2 separate regions of the Homo sapiens genome follow, and region 1 is linked to region 2. Evidence: read pairs that join two places in POLR2A ChIA-PET (ENCODE). Cell type or tissue: IMR-90. All regions are shown on one strand.

Region 1 (8,000 bases), 220 kb after region 2:
CTCAAAAAAAAAAATCGCTCTCCCAATAACCAACACACTCCCGAGATAAGGATACTAATCTATTCATAGGGCAGAGCTCTCCTGACCTAATCACCTCTTAAAGGTTCCACCTCTCAATACTGTTGCATTGAGGATTGAGTTTCCAACATATGAATTCTGGGGGACACACTCAAACCACAGCATTCCACCCTTGGCTCCAAAAATTCATGTCCTTCTCACATGCGAAATATATTCATTCCATCACAATAGCCCCAAAAGTCTTAACTTCTTTCATCATCAACTCAAAAATCCAAACGTCCAGAGTCTAATCTAAATTAGATATGGGTGAGACTCAAGGTACAATTCATCCTGAGACAAATTTCCCTCCAGCTGTAAGCCTGTAAAATTAAACAAGTTATCCACTTCCAAAATACAATAGTGGGACAGGCATAGAATAGGCATTCTCATTCCAAAGGGAGACATAGGCAAGAGAATGGGATAACTGGTCCTGAGTAAGTCCAAAACCCAACAGGGAAAACAATATTACATCTTAAGATGCCAGAATAATCTCCTTTGACTCCATGTCCCCAATCCCCTGTACACTGGGGTGGGGGTTGGGCCGCCAAGGCCTCAGGTAACCCCACCCCAATGGCTTTGCTGGGTTCAGTTCATCCAAGGGTTGGTCTTGTGCCTGCAGCTTTCCCAGCCTGAAGCTGCATGCTCCCCTACTTCTACAGCTCCACTAGGCATTGCCCTAGTTGGGGGCTCCCTGCATCAGCTCTGCCCCTCAGAAAGTCTCTGCCTGGGCCCCCAGGCGGTCGTGAAATCTAGATGAAGGAAGCCATATGCCCACAGCTCTTGAATTTTGAGCACCTGCACACTTCTACCACATGAACATAGCCAAGATTTGCTGCTTACACCTTCCAAAGCTGTGACACCTGGGGTGAACTGGGGGCATGAGCCGTACGGGAATGTGGGGAGCAAAGACTTACAGCAGCCCTAGGCAGCAAGCCCAGTGTCTCAAGGGCACCCGAGGACTCTCTTTGGACATTTCCTTTCCCCAGGCCTTGGCACTCTGGGCCTGTGATGGAAGGGGAGCACTGGTGATTTCCAAAGTACCTTTGGGGTCATTCTCTCATCGTCCTTTGGTTTCCTTCTATCCATGTTAATCCCCTTATCAATCAATCAGTTCCTTGGCCACATCTATGGTTTCCTCTCCTGAAAATGTTCTTTCATTCTCTGCTACATGGCCAGGCTGAGAATCCTTCAAATTCCTCATTTCTGTTTCCCTTTTAATTATAAATTCCATCTTTAAATCATTTCTCTCCTCTCATTTTACTATATGAAGTTAATAGAAGCCATGTAGCTCCTTCAACATTTTGCTTAGAAATTTCTCTCAAGAGATACCCTAGTTGATGGCTCTTAAATTCTGCCTTCCTAAAAGCCCGAGGGTATGGACACAATTCGGCCAAGTTCTTTGCCACATCATAACAAGGATGGCCTTTACTCCAGTTTCCAATAATTCCTCTTTTCTATCTGAGATCTCATCAGAATGGCCTTTACTGTCCATATTTCTACCAACATTCCGATCACAGCCCTTAATTAATCTCTAAGAAGTTTCTTAGTTTACCACTAGCTCTCTTCTTCTGAGCCTTCACCAGAATTGCCCTTAATGCTCTGTTTATAACAACCTAGGCTTTTTCTAACCTGCTCCTCCAAATTCTTCTAGCATCTATCCATTACCCAGTTCCAGAACCACTTCCACATTTTCAAATATTTGTTACAGCAAGAGCCCCACTTCTTAGTACCAATTTTCTGTCTCAGTCCATTTTATGTTGCTATAACAAAACACGCACGACCAGATAATTTGTAAAGAACTGAAATGTATTGGGTTCACAGTTCTGGAGGCTGGGAAGTCCAAGATCAAGGGGCTGCATCTTGTGAGGGCCTTCTTGCTGCATCATAACATAGTTGAAGGTATCACTTGGAGACAGAGAGAGCAAGAGAGGGCCAAACTGGTTTTTGTTAACAAACCCACTCCCATGATAATAATATTAACCCAGCTATGAAGCCACAGCTTCTTAAAGTCCCTCTTGATTACCTCTTAAAGGCCCCATCTCTCAACACTGTTGCACTGGCAATTGTTTCAAACCCATGAACTTTGGGGAACACACTCAAATCATAGCACTTTGGAAAATGCATCAAGTGGTAAGATTGAAGTTTGGAAACATGCTCTACTGCTACTTTGGATAAGGCTCAACTCCAAGGTAGCTGGTCAAAAAAAAAAAAAAAAAAAAAAAAAAGAAAAGAAAAAACAACATTCATATGCCATTTCCTGGGAGTGACCACTTATATTATTCCTACATCAGTTCCTCTGGTTCTTGACCTTTTGGGTGACTGTTAAGTGCCCTAATTTTGTATTTGAATAAAAACACCACTTCTTTTTCACCTAAGAACTGTCTGCAGTTCTGTAGCTGCAACATTCCCACATATTATAAGAATTTCATTAACCAGCTTATCCTCCACCCAAAACTGGTATTTTAAAAGGAGAGTGAAAATATATTGGGCAATTTAAAGAAGTTATTTGAAACACACAAGTTTGAAAAGCTTTTGATATATTAGGTTGGGGCAGAAAGTAATTACGGTTTTGCCATTACTTTTAATAGTAAAAACATCAATTGCTTTTGCACCAATCTAATAAATTTGCTCAACTAATCAGGCTTTGTTTTAAATCTTTGTTTTGAAGTTACTTACAGAAAACCTAATTTTTAAGAAAAATTTCCACATTAATATCAGCAGTGGTAAATCCTACTTTATGCTTTGCGGGGCACATATAGTCTCTGTCCTTATATTTTGTTGTTGTTTTAAAGAACCCTTTAAAAACATAAAAACTATTCTTAGCTCAAGGCAAAAAAAAAAAAAAAAAAAAAAAAAAACTGGCTACAGTTTGCAGACTTCTGCTCTCCAGAACAGGTACTTTTTCTTTATATATAAAAAAAAAAAGCGGAATGGTGCTCTAAAACAGCGATGAGCTAAGATTGCACCACTGCACTCCAGCCTGGGCAAAAAAGTAAGACCCAGTCTCAAAAAAAAAAAAAAAAATTCCGATATATGGCAACAAGTTTCATCATCATCTTTTTAATCCAGCCACTTGTGTAAGTCATTGAGCACCTTTGTGCCTCAGTTTCTTCATCTATAAAATAAGGGGTTAGGATGGATCAGTGGTTTCCAAACCACACATAGAGGAAGCCTGGGGCTCTCGGGCAAGGTTGGGCTCTATGGACCCACCCCCAGCTCTCACCCCAGCACACACCCAGCCTGCACAGCCCTGCTTTGTCTTTGATCTTTTCTACATAGTGGAGCTCTCCATAAAGACAAGGAAGGGTTCCACCTATTTTGTTTTGTTTTGAAAGCCACTGTTTTAGATGACCTCAGGGATCCTCCTGGTGCAAATCCTCTATGAATCCACTTTGGGTCATCAGTCATTATCCAATCATCTTACTGGGGACTAAGTGTCAGGTAAATAGAAATGATTTAAAATCCTATATTGAGCCAGGCACAGTGTCTCACACCTATAATCCCAGCACTTTGGGAGGCTGAGGTGGGGTATCACTTGAGGCCAGGAGTTTTGAGACCAGCCTGGGCAACATAGCAAGACTCCCATCTCTACAAAAAGTTTAAAAATTACCCAGGACTGGTGGCATACTCTAGTACCAGCTACTTGGGAGGCTAAGGTGGGAGGATCACTTGAGACCAGTAAGTGGAGGCTGCAGCTGATGATCACACAACTGCACTCCAGCCTGGACTATAAGAGTTAAGATCCTGTCTCAAAAATTAAAATAAAAACAAATCCTATATTGAGTATTTAAAAGAGGAGAGGCAAAAACAAGAAAGATCTTATCCTAAGGGACCACCCGTACTTGTTCAGATTTGTGGAAATTCACTGGACAGCCAAATCAAGAGAGTTCCCAAGTCCCACATATACTCATGAAAGGGAGAGCTCATTCCTGCATCACTCTGCTTAGAGCACTGGGAAAAGCAGAATGCTTTAGCAAAGGAAGGACCACTGAGCTGAGACTCAGAGACCTGGTTCCACTTTGAATTTGGAATTTACCAGCTATATAACTTCTGATGTTTATTTAACAAAAATTGAAAACCCTACTATAAACAAGCTCTTAGACATGGTATGAGGAATACAGTGATGAACCAGAAATATGAAGAATGCTCTGTCCCCCACTACTGAAATCCATCATCCATAAAGTAGGGTATTAATACTGCTCTCTCTCCCATACATGGTGGTCCTGCCAAGATGGCCAAGTACATGTAAACTGCAAAGCATGGATAACATTAAACCAGAAACCTGTAGATTCTCCTCCTTTTAAGTAAATAAATATAATCAACTCCAACAATTCACTAATATTGGTGAAATAGGGCCACAATAAGTTTTGTATAGCAGAAAATCTATTTATACAGCATGAAACAGCATGGCAAAATAGAAAGGGCACAAGCTTTGGAACCAGACACTCCCACTCGAATCTTATCCTGCTATACACTAGGCCCACCTGAAGTCTACAAGCACCTTCTCCTGTTTAGAGTATAAGATACTAATATCTGCAATTGTACAGGGCTATGTAAAGGTAAATTAGCATTACATAAGTAAAGCACCTGGCACAGAGTTGACGCTTAGTGAATAATAGCTTTCCCTTTTTCCCAGGCACCTAGAAATCTCAAATGAGAAAACATTATGTTTTAAAGAGGACGGCTTACCTCAGAACTGTTGATATTGTTACCCAGCTCTATATCATAATCACCCCAACCAAAGAAGACAGGAAACTTCTGGTTGTTATGACCATGGAATCCAGATGCAGAATATGCCCAGTCATCAGGAAAATCTGACGGTCTTGGCACAGTTTGAGGACAGAAAGAGAGCAACAGCCAATAGCTGAGGGGAGACTCCACAGTCTGGAATGTGCCACAGACTTCCAACCACAAAAGTTCTCTCTTGCACTTAGACGGTGGTATCCCCTGCAGCATACGCCACGGCCTCTGCTCTTCTGGGCAAGTCTCCTCAGGAAGGGAGGAGAAGCATGTGACTCCCTCCAGTCATCTCCAGGCTACATTCACGCGAATGTCCAGGGTACTGTTCATCGCCTCCTATACCCAGCCCGGGACAATTTAGGCAAATCGTTTTCTCATTTTTGAAAGAGGAAGACAGCAGGAGATGGTCTCTAAAGTCCTTTCCACCTCTAAAACCCTTTGGTTCTGTGACCCAGTCTTAACTTCTTTGTTTATTCATTCAGCAGTGTTTATGAAACACCTATGGGATTCCCCCCTTCTTAATTTCATTCATTTCTTCATTCAACAATATTAATAGAACATCTCCTATTTCTTGGATTCTGTGACCAGCTCTTTACTTCTCCCTTCATTCATTTATTCAGCACTATTTATTGACCACCTACTATAATCAGTTACTGTTATGTGCAAGAATGTACAAAAATGAATAAGAAAGTCCATGCCCTTTAAAAGCTCACAGTCAATAAGAACATCGACTAGTAAGGAAGTATACTATGCACACAAAGTTATTATGATAGAGCTATGGGAACCAGGGGAGGAGACGCCTAATTCTACCCAGCATGTGGGACAATGCAGGAGGGGAAGCAGGAAAGGCTTCTCAGAGAACTGAGTGTTGCAGGCTAAGTAGGAGGTTATCAGGCACATAAATGAGTTGAAGATATTTCAGAAACAGAGAAAAGAATACGCCAAGAAAAGGAGGTATAAGTATGATTTGCAGAACAGATAGTTCAGTACGAATAAAACAAGGAGTATACAACATGGCAGAGGAAAGGGGCTTAGATGACAAAGCATCTTCTAGATTTGCTTCTTGGCAAAGTCTAGAAGTCCAGACTTTATCCTTTTAGAAAATGCCTAAAAGATCTTAAATAGGATTATCTGGATTACATGAGTGTTTTAGAAAGTCTGCCATGGTGGCAGTGTGGAGACTGGATTACAGAGGCAGGGGTTGGGGAGGGGAGAGGTGAGACTCAGGCAAAAAAAAAAAAAAAAAAAAAAAGAGGTCAGCTGGCAACCATTTCAATTCTCTTTGAGAAAAAATATGAGTGTAAACCAAAGCAGTGGCAGGGGGTGGGCATGATTTATTCTAGAGATATTTGGGAAGCAGAACCAACAAAACTGGGTGGGGAAGAAATTCAATGAGGGGAGGAAAAGGAAGGGGGTGGCATTTGGATTACACTCAGGTTTCTGTCTCAGATGAGTGGGTTCATGGACAATGAGGACAGCAACCCAGAAAAAGAAGACACGAAGACCAGAAATACTCCTAATTCCCCAAGACTGGAAATCTTAGTCATCTCTTCTTTGCTACCATGCAGTCTCCAAGATAAATCATGCTGGACCAAGGCACTCACTGGAGTTCTCCTCCAACAGGGGTTCCAGGAAATCATAACAGGTACCAGGATAAATATGGAGCATCTTCACAGACCAAAACTGATACATACATATTTACAAGAAACAAAGGTAATTTGACTGATGAGTTATTGAAAACATTACTTTTAGTCTAAACCAACAGATATACAGTATAATGCACATTGTAAGATAATTCAAAGATACATCAAGGAAATCTCACAGAAGCTGTGAGAACCGTTGTGAGTTTAGGATTCCCCATCTTCAGGATTCTTTGCCTTTTGGGGTCTTTGGTGAAAATATTCAAAGTGCTACATTATAGCATTACCTAGTAAAGCTGAAGACGCACATGCACCAAGATGTGGCATTTCCATTACTATGTAGACAACTTAGAGTAGTGGTTCTCAAAGTGTGGTGTGTGGACCCCTATGTGTCTCTGAGACCCTTTCAGGGATCCTCAAGATCAAAACTGTTTTTATAATAATACTAAGCTATCATTTGCCCTTATTACTCCATTGACATCTGTAATGATGATACAAAAGCAATGACGGGTAAAACTATTGGGACCTTAGCTTGAATCACAGCAACAGCAATAAATCATACTGGTAATGATTTCATTCTTCACTGCTGCACATATTTAGAAAACTAACACACAAACACAAAAACAAAACCAAGGAGAAAAGCCCTGCCAGTTTCACTTAAGAATGTCTTTGATGAAGCAGTAAAAATTATTTTCATTGAAGACTGACCCTTGAGTAAACATCTTTTTAATAACACATGTAATGAAATACATGCATAAAGCACTTCTGCTATCACCAAAGTACGGTGGCTGTCTCAAGGAAAAGGACATGTGTGACTGAGTTAAGAGCCGAACTAGCCAATTTTTCCTTGAACATCACTTTTAATTGAAAGGATAACTGACTATGGTCATTCAAGTATCGGTATTTGGCAGACTCTTCATTGGAAATGAAAAGTAAGACTGATACTTCAAGGAAAAACTGACAGTGTTTGTTGCCAACAATAAAATTCAAGCTTTCAAACAAGAATTAAAATTTTGGAAAACATGTATCTTACACTGTGAATTTGACAGCTTCCCAATACGGTCCTTAAACACCTTTCAGATAACATCAGTGTTGATATTAATATTTTTTTTATATTTTATAACAAAATGTGTCAACATTTGGTAGATCTACATAACTCAGTGAACCAATATTTTCCAAATGTCCAACACAAGATGTTCTATGCACATTGATCCATTCAAAGCACAAGAGAGACCAGTAGATTTTAATGCTTCAAAATATGAAAAGTTTATTGAAATGTTTTGATTAATCATTGCAACTAATCTTTAAGAAGCTATCTCTTTTTGAGTCTTGGTGTAATATCAATGAATATTCACAATTATCTGAAAAGACTATTACATATTGGTGTGAAGTCAGATTTTCTTCAGATATGCCATCCAAAACATGTCACAGATTGAATGCAGGCCAGGTGCGGAGGCTCATGCCTGTAATACCAGCACTTTGGGATGCCGAGGCAGGCGGATCACCTGAGGCCAGGAGTTTGAGACCAGCCTGGCCAACGTGGTGAGAACCCATCTCTATTAC
Region 2 (8,000 bases):
CGCCCCTCACCTCCCGGACGGGGCGGCTGGCCGGGCGGGGGGGCTGACCCCCCCCACCTCCCTCCCGGACGGGGTGGCTGCCGGGCGGAGACGCTCCTCACTTCCCAGATGGGGTGGCTGCCGGGCGGAGACGCTCCTCACTTCCCAGATGGGGTGGCTGCCGGGCGGAGAGGCTCCTCACCTCTCAGACGGGGCAGCTGCCGGGCGGAGGGGCTCCTCACTTCTCAGACGGGGCGGCCGGGCAGAGACGCTCCTCACCTCCCAGACGGGGTCTCGGCCGGGCAGAGGCGCTCCTCACATCCCAGATGGGGCGGCGGGGCAGAGGCGCTCCCCACATCTCAGACGATCTCCTCCTCACATCCCAGACGATGTGCGGCCGGGCAGAGACGCTCCTCACTTCCTAGATGTGATGGCGGCTGGGAAGAGGCGCTCCTCACTTCCTAGATGGGATGGCGGCCAGGCGGAGACGCTCCTCACTTTCCAGACTGGGCAGCCAGGCAGAGGGGCTCCTCACATCCCAGACGATGGGCAGCCAGGCAGAGACACTCCTCACTGCCCCGTCCGGGAGGGAGGTGGGGGGGTCAGCCCTCCACCCGGCCAGCCGCCCCGTCTGGGAGGTGAGGGGCGCCTCTGCCCGGCCGCCCCTTCTGGGAAGTGAGGAGCCCCTCTGCCCGGCCAGCCGCCCCGTCCGGGAGGGAGGTGGGGGGGTCGGCCCCCCGCCCGGCCAGCCGCCCCATCCGGGAGGGAGGTGGGGGGGTCAGCCCCCCCGCCCGGCCAGCCGCCCGTCCGGGAGGGAGGTGGGGGGGTCAGCCCCCCCGCCTGGCCAGCCGCCCCGTCCGGGAGGGAGGTGGGGGGGTCAGCCCTCCGCCCGGCCAGCCGCCCCGTCGGGGAGGTGAGGGGCGCCTCTGCCCGGCCGCCCCTACTGGGAAGTGAGGAGCCCCTCTGCCCGGCCAAGTTTTTAGTTTTTTCAGAAATGAACATAATTACTGTAATCTTTCTTATCCCATTCATAGCACTTATCTTATTTTGAAAACAGCTCCCTAGAGAAACACTCATAAATCCCTTTGAAATAATTATGAACTTAATGTTTGAGCTTTTCATGCACAGAAGTTGAAAATGTTACCCTTTTATGACAAATTAGAGAACAAACAAATCACTAAAGACGATAAGAAAGTCCAACTGTAGTTTATTTAATGGGATTGTGGGATTACAGTTGGGAATATGGAAAGAGTGGAAGAGAACAAACAAGTGTTTAAGAAACCAAATAAAAAGATGAATGATTTATAATCCTCTGAGTAAATACCCAGTAATGGGATCACTGGGCAGAACGGTAGTTCTATTTTTAGCTTTTTGAGGAATTGTCATACTGCTTTCCACAGTGGTTGAACTAATATACCCTCCTACCAACAGTGTAAAAGTGTTCTCTTTTCTCTGCAACCTTGCCAGCATCTGTTATTTTTGACTTTTTAATAATAGCCATTCTGTTTGGTGTGAGATGGTATCCCATTGTAGTTTTAATTTGCATTTCTCTAATGATCAGTGATAATGAGCTTTTTTTGATATGCTTTTTGGCCACATGTCTTCTTTTGAAAAGTGTCTGTTTATGTCCCTTGCCCACTTTTTAATGGGATTGTTTGTTTTTTTTCTTGCAAATTTAAGTCCCTTTAGATGCCAGATATTAGACCTTTGTCAGATGCATAGCCTGCAAATATTTTATCCTCTTCTGTAGGTTGTCTGTTTACTCTGTTGGTTTATCCTCTTCTGTAGGTTGTCTGTTTCTTTGCTGTGCAGAAGCTCTTAAGTTTAACCAGATCCCCTTTGTCAACTTTGGCTTTTGTTGTGATTGCTTTTGGCATCTATGTCATGAAATCTTTCTGGAATATAAATCATTCCACCATAGAGACACATGCATGCAAATGTTCATTGCAGCATTATTCACAATAGCAAAGACCTAGAATCAACCTAAATGACAATCAATGACAGGTTGTAAAAAGAAAATGGGGTACATATACATCATGAAATACTATGCAGTCACAAAAAAGAACAAGATCATATCTTTTGCAGAAACATTGATGGAGCTGGTGGCCATTAACCTTAGCAAACTAATGCAGGAACAGAAAACTAAATACTGCATGTTCTCATTTATACGTGAGAGTTAAATGATGAGAACACATGGACATAAAGAAGGAAACAACATGGCCAGGCGCAGTGGCTCATGCCTGTAATCCCAGCAAGGTGGGCAAATCACGAGGTGAAGAGATTGAGATCATCCAGGCCAACATGGTGAAACCCTGTCTCTACTAAAAATAAAAAAATTAGCTGGGCTTGGTGGTGCGTGCCTGTAGTCCTAGCTACTCAGGAGGCTGAGGCAGGAGAATCACTTGAACCTGGAAAGCGGAGGTTGCAGTGAGCCAAGATCACACCACTGCACTCCAGCCTGGTGACAGAGTGAGTCTCCGTCTCAAAAAAGGAATGGAACAACAGACACTGGGGTCTACTGGATGGTGGAGGGTGGGAGGAGGGAGAGGAGCAGAACAAAATTGCTATCGGGTATTAGATTTAATACCTGGGTGATGAAGTAATCTGTACAACAAACCCCCGTTACACGAGTTTATCTAAATAACAAACCTTCACATGTACTCCCAAACCTAAAATGAAAGTTTTAAAAAAAGATGAATGGAAATCCCTGTAAGTCCACAGGCTTCATGTGATTTATAAATCCATAAATTTGTAACTTGTTTCTTCTACTTGCTTTCCTTAGGATGTCATTGACAAACAGTTCTGCCTGTCATCTTCTCTGCTGGGCTGGTACCCAAGAGACTACAGATATCAAAGGTAAGTGCAACATGATCAGTTTCTGGGCCCAGCCCTTTTGCCAGGGTTGCTGTGTTTCTTTCAGGTTCTTTTTTTTTCTCTCACTTTACTGAGATATGATTGACAAATAAAAATTGTAGGCCGGGCACTGTGGCTCACACCTGTACTCTCAGTACTTCAGGAGGCCAAGGTGGGCGGATCACTTGAGGTCACGAGTTCAAGACCAGGCTGGCCAACATGGTGAAACCCATCTCTACCAAAAATACAAAAACAATATTAGCTGGGTGTGGTGGCGCATACCTGTAATCCCAGCTACTTGGAAGGATGAGGCAGGAGAATTGCTTGAACCCGGGAGGCAGAGGTTGCAGTGAGCCGAGGTGGTGCCATTGCACTACAGCCTGGGTGACAGAGGACTCGGTCTGAAAAAACAAAACAAAACCAACCAACCAACCAAACAAACAAACAAAAACAGACCTACTCTCTTAGCAATTTTTTTTTTTTTTTTTGAGAAAGGGTCTCACTCTGTCACCCAGGCTGGAGTGCAGTGGTGCGATCTTGGCTCGCTGCAAACTTTGCCTCCTGGGTTCAAGCGATTTTCATGCCTCAGCCTCCCAAGTAGCTGGGATTACAGGCACCTGCCACCATGCCCAACTAATTTTTGTGTTTTTAGAAGAGATGGGATTTCACCATGTTGGCCAGGCTGGTCTCAAACTCCTGACCTTGTGATCTGCCCAACTTGGCCTCCCGGAGTTCTGGGATTACAAGCGTAAGCCACCATGCCTGGCTCTCTTAGCAAATTTTAAGTATACATTTTAATTAACCATAGTTACCATACTGTACATAAGGTCTCCATACATATTCATCTTATAACTGAAAGTTTGTACTCTTTGACCAAAAATTCCCCATTTATCTTACCTCACACCTCCAGGTAACCACTGTTCTACTATGCTTCTATAACTTTGACTTTTTAGATTACACATATGAGTGAAATTATGCAGTTTTTGTCTTTCTGTGGCTGAGTAATTTCACTTAGCATAAAGTCCTCCAGGTGCATCCATGTTGTCACATAAACCAAGATGTCCTTCTCTTTAAGGCTGAATAATTTTCCATTGTATTATATACCACATTCTCTTTATCCATTCATTATTGATGGACACGTAAGTTGTTTCTAGATCTTGACTCTTGTGAATAATGCTGTAATGAACATGGGAGTGCAGGTAGCTCTTCGAGGTCGTGATTTTATTTCCTTTGGATATGTATCAGTAGGATTGTTGGATCATATAGTAATTCTATTTTTAATTTTTTTCAGGAACCTCCCAATTAACATTCCCATCAATAGTGGATAAGGGTTTCCTTTTCACACATCTTTGATAACACTTATTTTTTAACTTTTTGATAATAGCCATTCTAACAGGTAGAAGTAATACCTGGTTGTGGTTTTGATTTGCATTTCCCTGAAATTAGTGAGGTTGAGAACCTTGTTATATACTTGTTGGCCATGTGTATGTGTTATTTGGAAAAATGTCTCTTCAAGTCATTTCCCATTTTTAAATCAGTTTTTTTTCTGCTATTTAGTTATATGGGTTTGTACACCAAAAGTATCTGAGACAGGTCTCAATCAATTTAGAAAGTCTATTTTGCCAAGGTGAAGGACACATCTGTGAACAGCCTCTGGAAGTCCTGACAACATATGCCCAAGGTTAGGGTAGAGCTTGGTTTTATACATGTTAGGGAGACATGAGACATCAATCAATACATGTAAGATGTACATTGGTTCAATCCAGAAAGGCAGGACAACTCAAAGCATGTGCTACCAGGTCAGAGGCAGATTTAAAGATTTTCTGATTAGCAATTGGTTGAAAGGGATTTTATCTAAAGACCTGGAGTAGAACAGAAAGGAATGTCTGGGTTTTGATAAAGGGATGTGGAGACCAAGGTTTTATGATACAAATGAAGCCTACAGGTAGGTTTCAGAGAGAATAGACTGTGTTTCTTATCAGATTTAAAGAGTCTGTTCTATCAGTCTTAAGGTCTCTCTGTTGATGTTTGTGAGGCATGTCTGACCCCCACTTCCCATCATGCCCTGAACTAGTTTTTCAGGATAATTTGAAAATGCCCTTGGCCAAGGGGAAGCTCCACCAGTCAGTTGGGGGAGCTTAGAATTTTATTTTTGGTTTACAAGTTCATTATATATTTTGGATATTAACTCCTTGTCAGGCCTCTGAGCCCAAGCCAAGCCATCGCATCCCCTGTGACTTGCACATATACGCCCAGATGGCCTGAAGTAACTGAAGAATCACAAAAGAAGTGAATATGCCCAGCCCCACCTTAACTGATGACATTCCACCACAAAAAGAAGTGTAAATGGCCGGTCCTTGCCTTAACTGATGACATTACCTTGTGAAAGTCCTTTTCCTGGCTCATTCTGGCTCAAATAGCACCCCCATTGAGCACCTTGCAACCCCCACTCCTGCCCGCCAGAGAACAAACCCCCTTTGACTGTAATTTTCCTTTACCCACCCAAATCATATAAAATGGCCCCACCCTTATCTCCCTTCGCTGACTCTCTTTTCAGACTCAGCCCACCTGCACCCAGGTGATTAAAAGCTTTATTGCTCACACAAAGCCTGTTTGGTGGTCTCTTCACACGGATGCGCAAGAAATTTGGTGCCGTGACTTGGATCAGGGACCTCCCTTGGGAGATCAATCCCCTGTCCTCCTGCTCTTTGCTCTGTGAGAAAGATCCACCTACGACCTCAGGTCCTCAGACCGACCAGCCCAAGAAACATCTCACCAATTTCAAATCCGGTAAGCGGCCTCTTTTTACTGTCTTCTCCAACCTCCCTCACTATCCGTCAACCTCTTTCTCCTTTCAATCTTGGCGCCACACTGCAGTCTCTCCCTTCTCTTAATTTCAATTCCTTTCATTTTCTGGTAGAGACAAAGGAGACATGTTTTATCCGTGGACCCAAAACTCTGGCGCCGGTCACGGACTGGGAAGGCAGCCTTCCCTTGGTGTTTAATCATTGCAGGGATGCCTCTCTGATTATCTACCCACGTTTCAAGAGTGTCAGACCACGCAGGGAAGCCTGCCTTGGTCCTTCACCCTTAGTGGCAAGTCCCGCTTTTCTGGGGAAGGGGCAAGTACGCCAACACCTTCTCTCCTTGTCTCTACCCCTTCTCTGCTTTTGTGGGGAAAGGGCAAGTACCCCAACCCCTTCTCTCCTTGTCTCTACCCCTTCTCTGCTTTTCTGGGGGAGGGGCAAGTACCCCTCAACCCCTTCTCCTTCACCCTTAGCGGCAAGTCCCGCTTTTCTGGGGGAGGGGCAAGCACCCCTCAACACCTTCTCCTTCACCCTTGGTGGCAAGTCCCTCTTTTCTATGGGGCAAGAACCCCCAATCCCTTATTTCTGCACCCCGACCTCTTATCTCTGTGCCCCAATCCCTTATTTCCATGCCCCAACCTCTTATCTCTATGCCCCAATCCCTTATTTCCGCACCCCAACCTCTTATCTCTGTGCCCCAATCCCTTATTTCCATGCCCCAACCTCTTATCTCTATGCCCCAATCCCTTATTTCTGCACCCCAACCTCTTATCTCTGTGCCCCAATCCCTTATTTCCACACCCCAACCTCTTATCTCTGTGCCCCAATCCCTTATTTCCGTGCCCTGACCCCCCTCCCTGCTTTTCTGGAGGGTAAGAACCCCCAAATCCCTTCCCTCCGTGTCTCTACACTCTCTTTTCTCTAGGTTTGCCTCCTTCACTATGGGCAACCTTCCACCCTCCATTCCTCCTTCTTCTCCCTTAGCCTGTGTTCTTAAGAACTTAAAACCTCTTCAACTCTCACCTGACCTAAAATCTAAGTGTCTTATTTTCTTCTGCAATGCCGTTTGACCCCAGTACAAACTCAACAGTAGTTCCAAATAGCCGGAAAATGGCACTTTCAATTTTTCCATCCTACAAGATCTGAATAATTCTTGTCGTAAAATAGGCAAATGGTCTGAGGTGCCTGACGTCCAGGCATTATTTTACACATCAGTCCCTTCCTAGTCTCTGTGCCCAGTGCAACTCATCCCAAATCTTCCTTCCTTCCCGCCTGTCCCCTCAGTCCCAACCCCAAGCGTCGCTGAGTCTTTCTAATCTTCCTTTTCTACAGACCCATCTGACCTCTCCCCTCCTCGCCAGGCCAAGCTAGGTCCCAATTCTTCCTCAGCCTCCACTCCTCCACCCTGTAATCTTTTTATCGCCTCCCCTCCTCACACCTGGTCCAGCTTACGGTTTAATTCCATGACTAGCCCTCCCCCACCTGCCCAGCAATTTACTCTTAAAAAGGTGGCTGGAGCCAAAGGCATAGTCGAGGTTAATGCTCCTTTTTCTTTACCCCAAATCAGAAGGGTTTAGGCTCTTTTTCATCAGATATAAAAACCCAGCCCAGTTCATGGCTCGTTCAGCAGCAACCCTGAGACGCTTTACAGCCCTAGACCCTAAAAGGTCAAAAGGCCATCTTATTCTCAATATACATTTTATTACCCAATCTGCTCCCAACATTAAACTCCAAAAATTAGAATCTGGCCCTCAAACCCCGCAACAGGACTTAACCTCACCTTCAAGGTGTACAATAATAAAAAAAAAAGTGGCAATTCCTTGCCTCCACTGTGAGACAAACCCCAGCCACATCTCCAGCACACAAGAACTTCCAAACGCCTAAACCGAAGTGCCCAGGCGTTCCTCCAGAACCTCCTCCCCCAGGAGCTTGCTACAAGTGCCAGAAATCTGACCACCAGGCCAAGGAATGCCTGCAGCCCAGGATTCCTCCTAAGCCGTGTCCCATCTGTGCGGGGACCCCACTGGAAATTGGACTGTTCAACTCACCTGGCAGCCACTCCCAGAGCCCCTGGAACTCTGGCCCAAGGCTCTCTGACTGACTCCTTGGCTTAGCGGCTGAAGACTGATGCTGCCCGATCGCCTCAGAAGCCCCCTAGACCATCACGGATGCCGAGCTTCGGGTAACTCTCACAGTGGAAGGTAAGTCCGTCCCCTTCTTAATCAATACGGAGGCTACCCACTCCACATTACCTTCTTTTCAAGGGCCTGTTTCCCTTGCCTCCATAACTGTTGTAGTTATTGACAGCCAGGCTTCTAAACCTCTAAAAACTCCCCAACTCTGGTGCCAACTTGGACAACA

What was found. Peaks named below come from ENCODE experiments on the same cell type or tissue, not always from the same donor. Only the 100,000 strongest peaks of a DNase experiment are listed, where the experiment ranks them.
Region 1: POLR2A ChIA-PET joins it to region 2 with 11 read pairs; 2 of 35 experiments call an interaction of 5 or more read pairs at or near these places.

The regions. Positions count from the first base shown.
Region 1 is chr4:145,915,445-145,923,444 of GRCh38, forward strand. All of the region lies in intron 1 of ZNF827 (zinc finger protein 827), which reads right to left. Among named protein-coding and RNA genes, the nearest start is that of ZNF827, 19 kb to the right of the region's middle. In IMR-90, no CTCF peak of the experiment used is centred here; a DNase peak (open chromatin) is centred at 4,937; H3K27ac peaks cover 314 bases.
Region 2 is chr4:145,693,798-145,701,797 of GRCh38, forward strand. It overlaps C4orf51 (chromosome 4 open reading frame 51), which reads left to right. Exons shown (of 6, transcript NM_001080531.3): 2 at 2,762-2,835. Among named protein-coding and RNA genes, the nearest start is that of C4orf51, 18 kb to the left of the region's middle. RefSeq lists enhancers at 4,786-5,713, 5,714-6,640. In IMR-90, no CTCF peak of the experiment used is centred here; no DNase peak of the experiment used is centred here.